2 separate regions of the Homo sapiens genome follow, and region 2 is linked to region 1. A link is a loop called in an ENCODE intact Hi-C map of the cell type or tissue named here. Cell type or tissue: PC-3. All regions are shown on one strand. Links, peaks and the distances in the headings refer to the core of each region. The heading gives the core; the rest is flanking DNA.

The links. Peaks named below come from ENCODE experiments on the same cell type or tissue, not always from the same donor. Only the 100,000 strongest peaks of a DNase experiment are listed, where the experiment ranks them.
Region 2: a loop joins it to region 1, with 5 times the contacts of the local background. A loop is called at or near these places in 1 of 110 quality-filtered maps.

The regions. Positions count from the first base shown.
Region 1 is chr7:85,188,802-85,194,197 of GRCh38, reverse strand. It overlaps a transcript of SEMA3D not described here. Among named protein-coding and RNA genes, the nearest start is that of SEMA3D, 4.4 kb to the right of the region's middle. In PC-3, for the core only: a CTCF peak has its summit at 2,637 (motif pointing right); no DNase peak of the experiment used is centred there.
Region 2 is chr7:85,383,332-85,388,727 of GRCh38, reverse strand. No RefSeq gene overlaps it. Among named protein-coding and RNA genes, the nearest start is that of LINC00972, 35 kb to the left of the region's middle. In PC-3, for the core only: no CTCF peak of the experiment used is centred there; a DNase peak (open chromatin) is centred at 2,077; H3K27ac peaks cover 1,202 bases.

The DNA.
Region 1 (5,396 bases), core at 185-5,184:
GAAATAAGAGACAGACTGATAGGTAAAGAAGAAATAAAACTATCTTTGTTTGCAGATAACATAATCATCTACTTAGAAAATCTGAAGGAATCAACAAAAAAACTATCTTGGAACTAATGAGCATTATAGCAAGGTTGCATGGTATAAAGCTTATCTACAAAAATTAATCACTCTACCAGGCTTTCTACTTTTTCCATTAAACCCTTGGCATACTGATCACAGGTTTTTAAAGTACCTAGTCTGATAATTCCAACATTCCTGCCATATCTGACTCTGGTTCTGATGCTTGCTCTGTCTCTTTAAACTGCGTTTTTTTTTTTTTCCTTTAGTATGGTTTATAATTTTTGTTGTTATTGTTGAAAGATGGGCATGATATACTATATAAAAAGAACTGCAGCCATAAAATTTTAGCAATGTAGTGGTAAGATCCAGAAGAAGAGGAAGTATCCTTCAGTGCTATGGTTAGGTCCCAGTCTTTTGTTAAACTTGTGCCCCTGAACTGTGAACTTCATCATTGCTTCTCAGTTTTGTTTTGTTTTGTTTCCCCCTCCATTATGTGGGATAGGATGACCAGAAAGGGCTGGAGTTGAATATTTTCTACTTGCAAAGTGGTAGGCTAAAGCAGGCTGGCTTTGAGTATATCCCTTCTCCCATGTTACTTAGGCTCTGATAAAATCCCAGCAGGTTAGACGCTGGTCATATAGTTTCTGCTGAAGGTAGCTTTGCCAACGAGAACAGAATATTCCACAGTATTTTTAAATGATTATTTTCTTTCTCTCTCCCTGCTAAAGGCAGAGGGGACATTTTTTTCTTGATACTTCTTGTGAGGACCAGTTACAGCTCCAGGATGTAAAGCTCACAAAAATGTAGGGATCATCCTTTGTTTGGGTCTCCCTGGAGTGTTTTAATCTCAGACTTGTCCACTCCAAGCCTCCATTAACTTGTGAATTTCCATGCAGGTTTTCCCACCTGAAGAAAGTTCCTGTGATTTTTGTCCTGGTAAATTGTGATTCTGTGTCCCCCTGTCTGTCTCTCCCATTTGGTGGACAGAATTTGCCCCATGAGCTTATTTCTCTGAGCGATCCAAGAAGAACTGTTGATTCATCATTTTGTTCAGTTTTTTTACTTCTTGTTGGGATGAAGTGCTGGCCGCTAAGCTCCTTACATGCTGGACTGAAACCCAGAAGTTAACGGCTATGTTATCATCTTTTGTAATTATCTTCTTTTCTTAGAATTGTAAGTTTTAAATGTAGTAAAAGTAGAGATTTTTAAAAATAAATGGGTTATCATAGACTCCTAATGTAGACTTTCTTTTTGACAAACTCAAGAATAAAAGTTGGAAAGTAAAACTTTGCTTGATATAAGGAAAAGTAATTTTATTGAAGTGGCAAATAGAAAAAGAATACAATTTGTTAATGGTATTATGATGACACAATATTATTCACTACATTAAAATGAAATTAAAAGTCCTAAACTCTTTCGTGAATATTATTTCCAAATAATTCTAATGAAAGTACATCAGTGCATCAAAGGTCAAAATGTTCACTATACTAAATAGGCTTAAAGCAACATGATTCTATGTTACTGTGTGCCTTAGAAAAGCAGTAGCTCCGACGTTAAATTGGGCACTTTGAGAAGTTGCATTTATTCTTTCTGATTAGTAAGATAGAATTTGGTCTAGTTCGGTAGTAACTTGCTAAATTAAGGGTGAAGATTAGAAGTGCCCTACTAGCTCACTTAATGAACAAAGGAATTACAGTCAGATGGTAAATATTTTATTTTTAAGTCGCTTAACTTTAAGTTTCATTGTCTGTATAATAATAATACTAAAAATAATAATAGTTATTATTATAGAGTTGAACTAAAAATTTAGCCACCTGGCTTGTTTTAAGCCTTTGACATTCACTTAGTTACTAAGTTACTTAAATGACATTTTGTATGAAAGTCATTTTCTTGATCAGAAACTGTTCCCCACTAAACCCATTTTCATTTTTGTTGTTTTAGAAAAACATGTTGGGCATTTTTTGTAATATTATAAAATTAATTATATCTGCAGCCCACAATATGTAACACACTTTTTACATCCTAATTTCTGAGTAAAGTAGGGCAAAAGGAGATAAAAATATGCAAGAATGAAAATCACTATTATCTTAAATGCTTTATTATACACTTCACTTTTCATAGTGGAAAAATAAACATGTCTTACAGTCAAAGAAATAGTAGAGGCACAAATATAGTAGAAAAGCAAATCATGAATTTTCTCCCATTTGTGGAAACTGATGGTTTAAGTCTATCCAAAACAAACCTCAATATTTAGCAAAGAAACTCTATCTAATGCATTTATTTGGAAGGGATTTTGATAATATCTATATAAATTTATGGGTTATTTTGGAAAATCTTCCTTTTCAGGGATACTGATTTCACTGTGGCTAAGCAGCTGCTTATGACCTTGAACAAAGCAGAAGTGTTGGAATGCCTTCCTGCTGTCTGTATGGACCTGCTCTTGCCAGTTACTGCACAAAGAAATAGTTTAATTCCACTTGGAATACAGGTATGTCTGGGTTTCAGGAAATAATAGAGTACTGTTGATTAATTGTGAACCAGAACAAATAAGCCACAAGAGGGCATATTTTTCTTTATTTCGTCACTCATACACAAATAAGGCTTGCCTCAGCTGGGTATCACAGGAATTCCCTCCTCAACCTCATTTTCTTAGAAGAATACACTGTATCTAAAACATGCTGTAAGGGTAGAATGGTGGTAGTATGAAAGTATTTTTAAAAAGAAAACTTAAAGATGATTTTTTATATTGTGCATAGGAAAGTTGTTTATTTTTCCTTAAAATCCTTCCTTGGGGATTGTTTATTGATATAAGTACATTGTTACAAATCAAACACAAAAAGCCATTTATCTGACTAAATTATCCCAATCTGCAACAACCATATAGACTCCTATATCAGGCGTGGAAAACCGTTCCAAATTCTAGTGAATGTTGGTAGTCAAGAAGGATTTTCTTTTCTGAAGTCTCAGGATTTGGGCCAAAGAGGCTGGACTGTGTTTTTATTTTTATTTTGAAGCACATTCCTGCTGAACTTAATTATTCACCACACCCCAACCCAGCTAAGTAAATATAGCCTTAAGATTCTGGCTTGGACAGTTTTGAAAAATAGCTGATTTTTTTTTCTTTTCTTTTTTTAAGAAAAGTCTCTATAGCAGGGTGAAATATTCTACAGAGGGCATCAAGTCAGAAGTCATAAGGAGCTGAGTGATAACTATGTCTTCCTTGGCCCTGGTTTCCTTGTGTCTAACATGAGGGATAGAAGGTTTTGAGGTGTCTTCTGACTATGAATGTTTATGATTATTTATGATTTTATAAGAGTTTAAAACTTAAAAGTATGAAGCAAAGTTTGGACAGTTTTACATACCAATTAACTAAAGATAAACTGTTTTCTGTCTTTATCTGATGATGAGAAGCAGGGATGCATTTACTTCTGAGAGTTCTATGTATTATAATTAATACAGAAATAAAAGATGAAAGTCAGGTGTGTTTTTTTCCCCACCATTAAACACATCAGATGATTTTATAATGTAAATATCTAATGATCCAGTGATGAGTGTATTGCTACGATCAAATGAAATAGATGGAAAAAAATACCTGGAGTTTATAAGAAGAAAATAGCTAATAGAAGATAAGGGGCTGGGTGAGCTGCTTTAAACTCATGCACTCACTTGTTCCAACTAGATGTAACTTAACATACACGCCGATTTTCTTGGATGAGGATAACAACATTTCTTATCAGTCAGTGCTGATAAGGTGATATATGAGAAAACGTTTATAAGGTGATATTTATTATAAGACAGAGAGGTTTTCTGAATGACTAAGGTATGACTAGTTTTAGAGAAGTAAACATTAAAATGACATGCTTTTTAACACAATTTTTCTTGTTTGCCTCTGTGTATAAACTTTGAGGTCTCCTTCATCAATAATTTTCTTTCAAATTCACCAAATTTTCATTTGATTTGTGAATATAAAACTGTTCAGAGAGAACTAGGATTGTAGATTTTGTTGGTTTTAGTATCTTCTGCTGAGAGGACAGCCAAATCTTCTGCTAGATTTAAGCTCTGGACCCAGTAATTACCTTTCTCCTGTCTTCTGTTCAGAGGTAGCTATATGTGGAATTGGAGAAGCCTACAATATGTCTATTCTACCCTAACCCATCCCTGCTGCCTTCTCCCATGGCTCTCAACATAGATGGATGATTACTGAAATTCTACAATTAGAATTTTATTCTTTGGATTTGTTTGGCATTAAATGTGATCCTTTGAGAAATAGTGTATTTCATATTGCCTAACACATATTACTACCATAAAATGAAAATTACTTACTCATATTATATTTGTGAGCCCAAATAGAGATGGGTGAGGAGTAGTATGTCTCAGAATAGCCTAGATTCTCAAGGCACACAATTTATTTATTCAATAATGTTTCCAAGAACATGAAAGTTATTTGTTTTCTTTCCTTTTTCTTTTTGTTTGTATTTTTCCCCTTGGACTGAAACAGGCATACAAGCAACAATTAGGTGGTTTTAACTGATGATATACACATCGCTTTCAGTGAAATTAAGGCTCACTCGTTAAATCTTGAATAGTCACCCTTGAAGACAAACTAAACTGCACAATACACCTTGTATTTTAGCAAAACTTTTTGTAAAATATACTTTTTTTCCCACTGGGTTTTATTTTAAGAATTTAGATAGGGTATTAGCCCTATAGGACAGAATACCAAATTGCTTTTGATGAAAGTAGATCTCAAACTCTTAGAAAGGGTTGTTAAAACTATCTTGGTGGGACCCTATACAGTTATTAGAAATTCAGAAATAAATCCAGTGACTGAATATTAACATTATTTCTACTGTTTTTATTAACTCGTTTAACACACAAATATTTGTTAAGCACCTAACACATTCAAGACATTCAGGGAAGCAGCCTGAAGATTACGGAGCCATGGACACAGCTGAGGCCATTCATCACATTGGGCAACATATTAACAGTTGATTCCATCTGCTTTGTGCTCAGAGTCATTAAAAGGAAGGAAAGCACAGAATTCACGTTCCAGATGTTGTTTTCTCATGATATGTTCAGGATACTCTGGTAAATTCTGTCTAAATTTGAAGTCTGAGCATCTCAAACTAAATCAGTACAATACAATGTCACAGGCATTGTATTAGAGGCTGAAGAAACAAAGACACAAAACAGCCAACACTTTTGTATGGGATGCAGACACATGCATAACTAATTATAATATAAAGTGAAAAGAGCTTATTATAGTAGTGAAATCAAAGTGCTTTGGGAAAACAGGAGGGAGTGATTAATTCTGTAAGGGCTTTATGGAAAGT
Region 2 (5,396 bases), core at 108-5,107, 190 kb before region 1:
GAAATGTCAAGAATTCATTATATGTTTTTTAAAGGGTCATCTCTTTTGTCCTATTTTGCAACTGTCTAAAATATTATCTCTAAAGGTACGCATTACAAGTAAGACTATTATCTCAGGCCTAAGTTTCAAGTCAAAATGATATTTTTAGCACAATAGTGAAATGTATTTTAACTCAAATTCTTCTATTCCAGGCCAGCTGGCATATGTGAGGGAAAAGCTAAAAACATAAATCTATCATTTGCAATTGGTATAATCACCATCCTTGGCATAGGAAAGTCTTCATTAAACATGTTTATAGAATTATCCTTTCATACACCTTAAATTAATTGCCTTCCATTGAGATTTAAAACTAAATATGGAGAGATTGCCCTGGTCTTTTCATCCCAAGTCATATTTCAAGAAAATATCTTGTTTCTTTATGTCTGGCTGAATTTTAGATCTGTTTTCTGTTCAAAAGAAGTTTCATGATCACTTTTATATATGAAACCATTTTTCACCAGACCACATTAGAATGGAGGGTATAAACATATTTCCATTAAAAGTAATAAACTATACTTTCTTGTTTTCATATATATTCAGTATTAAAGGAATTATACTTTAATTCCAACCCCGATTATACTTTAATTCCAGCCTCCAACAAAGTTTCACATAGGATTTTTTTTTTCTGTTAATACAAAGATATGCTACATCTAACACCAAATGGAGACCTTTTCTTCTTCAACTCCAGTTACCTTTGGGAATATCTATGGAGCCCTTTGCTCCCTGGGAATCTATTTTATTCATCAATTTAATTTAGTCAACAAATATTTATTGAGTACTTACTCTGTGTCAGAACTTTTTATATTATATGTAACACTGAATGAAACAGACAGAAATCCCTGATTTCTTATATTCTAGTGCATCTTATATTATAGTAGAAAATAAACATTTGCAAATAAATAAGTTTTACTTACAAGATAAACACCCACACATAGGCTATTAGCAACTATGAAGAAAAGTAAAGTATAAAATAGGAAAGAGAATCAGTTCGTAGGAAAAAAAAACTACCTTTTTCATCTTTTTGGGGTGTCAAAGGTCGTAATATTGACTTTCTTAATTATTAATTGCATAGTAATGGGGATATAACATTAATTGGTAGTTACCAGGCAGTTGCTCATTGTGTTTCTCTTAAATAGTCATGACTTACCTGGTAAAGATGGATTGTGCCACTAAGTTCTAAATTCCAAAATATGGAAACTTTTTTTCTGTTTTATTCACCACAATATTTCTAGCATACATACAATTATGCTGGCCATATCTTAAATATAGAATTGGCATATAGGTTGAGTGAATGAACTAATGCGAAGGATGAAAACTACAAAAACTGAAATTTTGTCTTGTTCTATAGATTCTTTCTCTATCTATTTTGGTATATCTATCACCAGAAATATTCTGGTGTAGTTATCGCCACAGACTTCATCTGGTAGCACCGTCACCACTATTTTATAAATGAAATTGACTCTTCACAGTACCAAAGCATGATTATATTTTCTGGAATCAATTATTCAGAATAGTATAAAATATTATTGTGGATACAGAGAAATAGCCATGTGAGTTGAGCCCCCAAAACCAGGATGAATCAATTTCTTCACTTTTGATGTTACCAGCTAGAACTGTTGAATTCTAATTAAAGCATAACTTAGAATCAAATCAAAGAATGTGTCAACAATTCTACACGAATCTTTTGCATTTCTATACATCTTGCAAGAAGCACTGATAGCCTGTATCCTGGACTATCTTGTCAAAGATATTTATACTGTGAAGAGCCTTATACTCCCTTGGAAGGGAGAAAAAGTGTCTCTCTCTCGAGCCAAGAGTGTTTCCCCCCTTTTCTTTTATTGTATTGTCAAATATAATGAAGGTAACATCCCCTTCAAAGGCCAAGATCAGTCAGGTTTGCAATTCATTATAAAAGACTCAGGTTCTCTAAGCTTGGCATTTCTCAACTGTGACACCAACCTACTACCTATGAGACATCCACCTACACCTATTTGTGTCACCCCTGTAGGACATGCAGAGTGGTGGGAGCCAAAACAAACATAAAGTTCATACTATTTGCTGTGCAATGAGTAATATGTGACCAGGAGTCTTATGCCTTTTGCCAGCATCCATGAAACTAACTTGTCAACAATGACTTAGGGTAAATGCTCAGATGCTTTACAGTTTTCGGTACCAATATTTCTATTTAGTAAGAATTTAAGCAAATTGCTTCCTCTATATCTAATAGTGATAGAATTAAGTTCCAAAAGCACCAACTAGGGTGGTCAGTCAATTATATGTCATTTTGTTCCAAGGTCTTCAGACAAATTGACTTTCAAAAACAATTTAAGAACTTTCTATGTACTAATTGTTAGCAACAAACATCATTCCATGTAGTAGGTATTCTATAGACAGTCACGTAGCTCAGGCAAGATACAGTCAATTCATTTAATTTATCTTATAGTTCACATTAATTTTAGTTCAGTTACATTATGTTTTACTTCAGTTTAAAAAATTTACTATTGGTTAAAACAATTACCCAAAACAGAATTGTGTCTGCAATATACATATTGTAGTGGATTTTCAAAAAATATCTTTACGATTTGTTAAAGAAATAATTGGGTACAAAATAGGAAGTAATCAACTGGGATATAAATAAAATGTAAAGAAGTTACAGCTGCAGCACAAGGGAAGCAACATTAGTTGGTGATAGCTTTGCAGCACGTATGTTAACTTAGGCCAGAGAGACTAGGCGTGAATATTACACACTCAGAGAATGACAGGACTTGTATTAGTCCATTTTCATGCTGCTGATAAAGACATATGCAAGACTGGGCAATTTACAATAGAAAGAGATTTAATTGGACTTACAGTTCCATGTGTCTGGGGAAGCCTCACAATTATGGTGAAAGGCAAGGAGGGGCAAGTTCCATCTTACATGGATGGCAGCAAGCAGAGAGAATAAGGAAGATGCAAAAGCAGAAACCCCTGATAAAACCATCAGATCTCATGAGACATATTCACTACCAGGAGAACAGTGTGAGGAAAACCGCCCCCATGATTCAGTTATCTCCCACCAGTTCCTTCCCACAATATGTGAGAATTATGGGAGTACAATTCAGGATGAGATTTGGGTGGGGACACAGCCAAACCATATCAGGACTCCTGTCTGTTTTAAACTCAGCCACAAGGACAGGTGGAGTTGCCGCTTAAATATCAGGGACAATGCCAAGGGCTTTATCTCTATTTCTTACAATAATAGTATAAACTAAGTCATAATAGTCATTATGTCTTGGATTCAGAAGAAAGTCTGAGATCTTAGCAAGTCACTTAGATGGAAATCATAGCAATCCCTAGATTATTATCATTTCAATAAAGAGCTTGTTACAGTGCTTATTCATACAGTAAGTGTTGAATCAATGTTACCTACTTATCTATATAATTTCTATATATCAATAACCACCTTTCTCTATATTAATTAGATATAAAATCATAGATGCTTAACTCTGTCCCCATATTGAAGGTGAAGAAAATAAAGCTCAATACCATTAACAAATTCAGCTAGGTCAGTATCAGAACTAAACATTGAACCAAGATTCGTGATTTCATACACCATAGCCAGTCCAGCTGGACAAATAGGATCTGAATTTGGATAGAATAGCAACTGGTAATAATAGGCAAAATTCAGCCAAAGACAACTAGTGAGCATTTTAACAGATGAGTAGGGAACACTGACATAGGACCAATAAGCTTCAAAGATCCAGACAAGTGAATAGTGTCAGTGGGCCCAACAGCAGGCATCAAGATTCCAGTGATGCGACAGGATTTTGAGGGTACATTTTTAAGGTTTTAAGAAATACTGATAAGGACAGGGTAAGATTCAAATCTTAGAGGAAGCAATAAGTGTCCAAAGTAAAGGAGAATATCAAGACAAGAGCTGACAAAAAGTAACTAACTAGTATAAAGCCAACAAAAGAAATGTTGAGGCAAAGATTTCGTTTTAAGAATGATGGACTTGTGTATTCAGGTGGTCAGACAAAGCAGACTTATTTGCAAAGTGACTGGACACTGTAATTGCTTAGCTCCTGAAATTGAAATGTTTTCACTTCACAAAATATAGGGGCAAAGTTAAGACAGATACATTGTAAATTTATGTTTGCCCATGGTATAATTTAAGGAATGCGTGGACTTAAAGTCCAATAAAACCCTATGACTCTTTTATTTACTTGCCAATTTTTAAAACCATTTGAGTCTTAATGGTTTAATATAGATTGATGGAATTTTATTGAGGGAGGAAAATGTACTCATGGAATGTGATTCTAAGATTTGTAATCCAATATCTTATGGGACTCACTGTCTTAGACTTATTCTATTATCGAAAAGTATGAAAATCCGAATTGTTTTTGCCTTCATTGAAGACAATGCTCAAGGCAAATATTTGTTTCTACCCAGCACTTGATTCTAAATCATACTTGGGTTTCTACCTTTGTAAGCTGGGCCAAATTACATATTATTCTTTAGGGCCTTTCTTGAAGTTTTACCTTAGGATGCTAACTAGAGAGAGACAGACACAGTGGTAGCTTTTTGTGTATTTTCCCTGGGATTATACCATAATCCTTTTCTTCTAGACCATACAAATTCTACTGATAAATGATGAATAACAGCATGTAAGATAGAAATAAGTAGAGAATCTCTAAGCCAGCTTAGGAATTTTGGTGTTGTCGTTGGCCTCCACTCGGTTTTTGCTGATCATTCAGGGGAGAGGTGAATGCTTACATTATTAAGAAAATAATAAAATAATAATAATAAAACCTCAGACCTTATTTTTCCATAGAAACCACATAGGAGAAAGGGATACCAAATATATATCTCACAAGACAGAGCCAAGAAAAGAAAGTGTATTCATACTCAATTTTTACTTATAATTCTATTATTAGTCTCACTAGAAGCTCAATTGTATGGACCAGTGACCTCATAAAGTATCCCAAGGACTCTATATAAGAGCCTTTGAATATCAGGACTCTTTAAGAGCATTTTTTCTCCTTACTGGTAGAATGTTGAAAACTTGATGTCCCTGCAGGCTAAAAAATGCTACCAGCAGTGTAAAAGCCAAAGAAAAAGAGCCAGAGACAAATAAGAAACAAGTAATTATAGGCCAACTTTCTACCAAAGATGATTCCCAATCGGTCATAAAGTTGAGTTTTTCTTAGTTATGTCAGTTAATCAAAGCAGTTAAATGTACTTTCTTTCATGACATCAAAACCAACTCATACATGTGGGACCTATGCATTATTTTGCATCTAATTAATATCTATCATTTAGCATTTTGATTTTACTTTTTAATAAATATGGCAAAAAATCTACCTGTAAACATTATA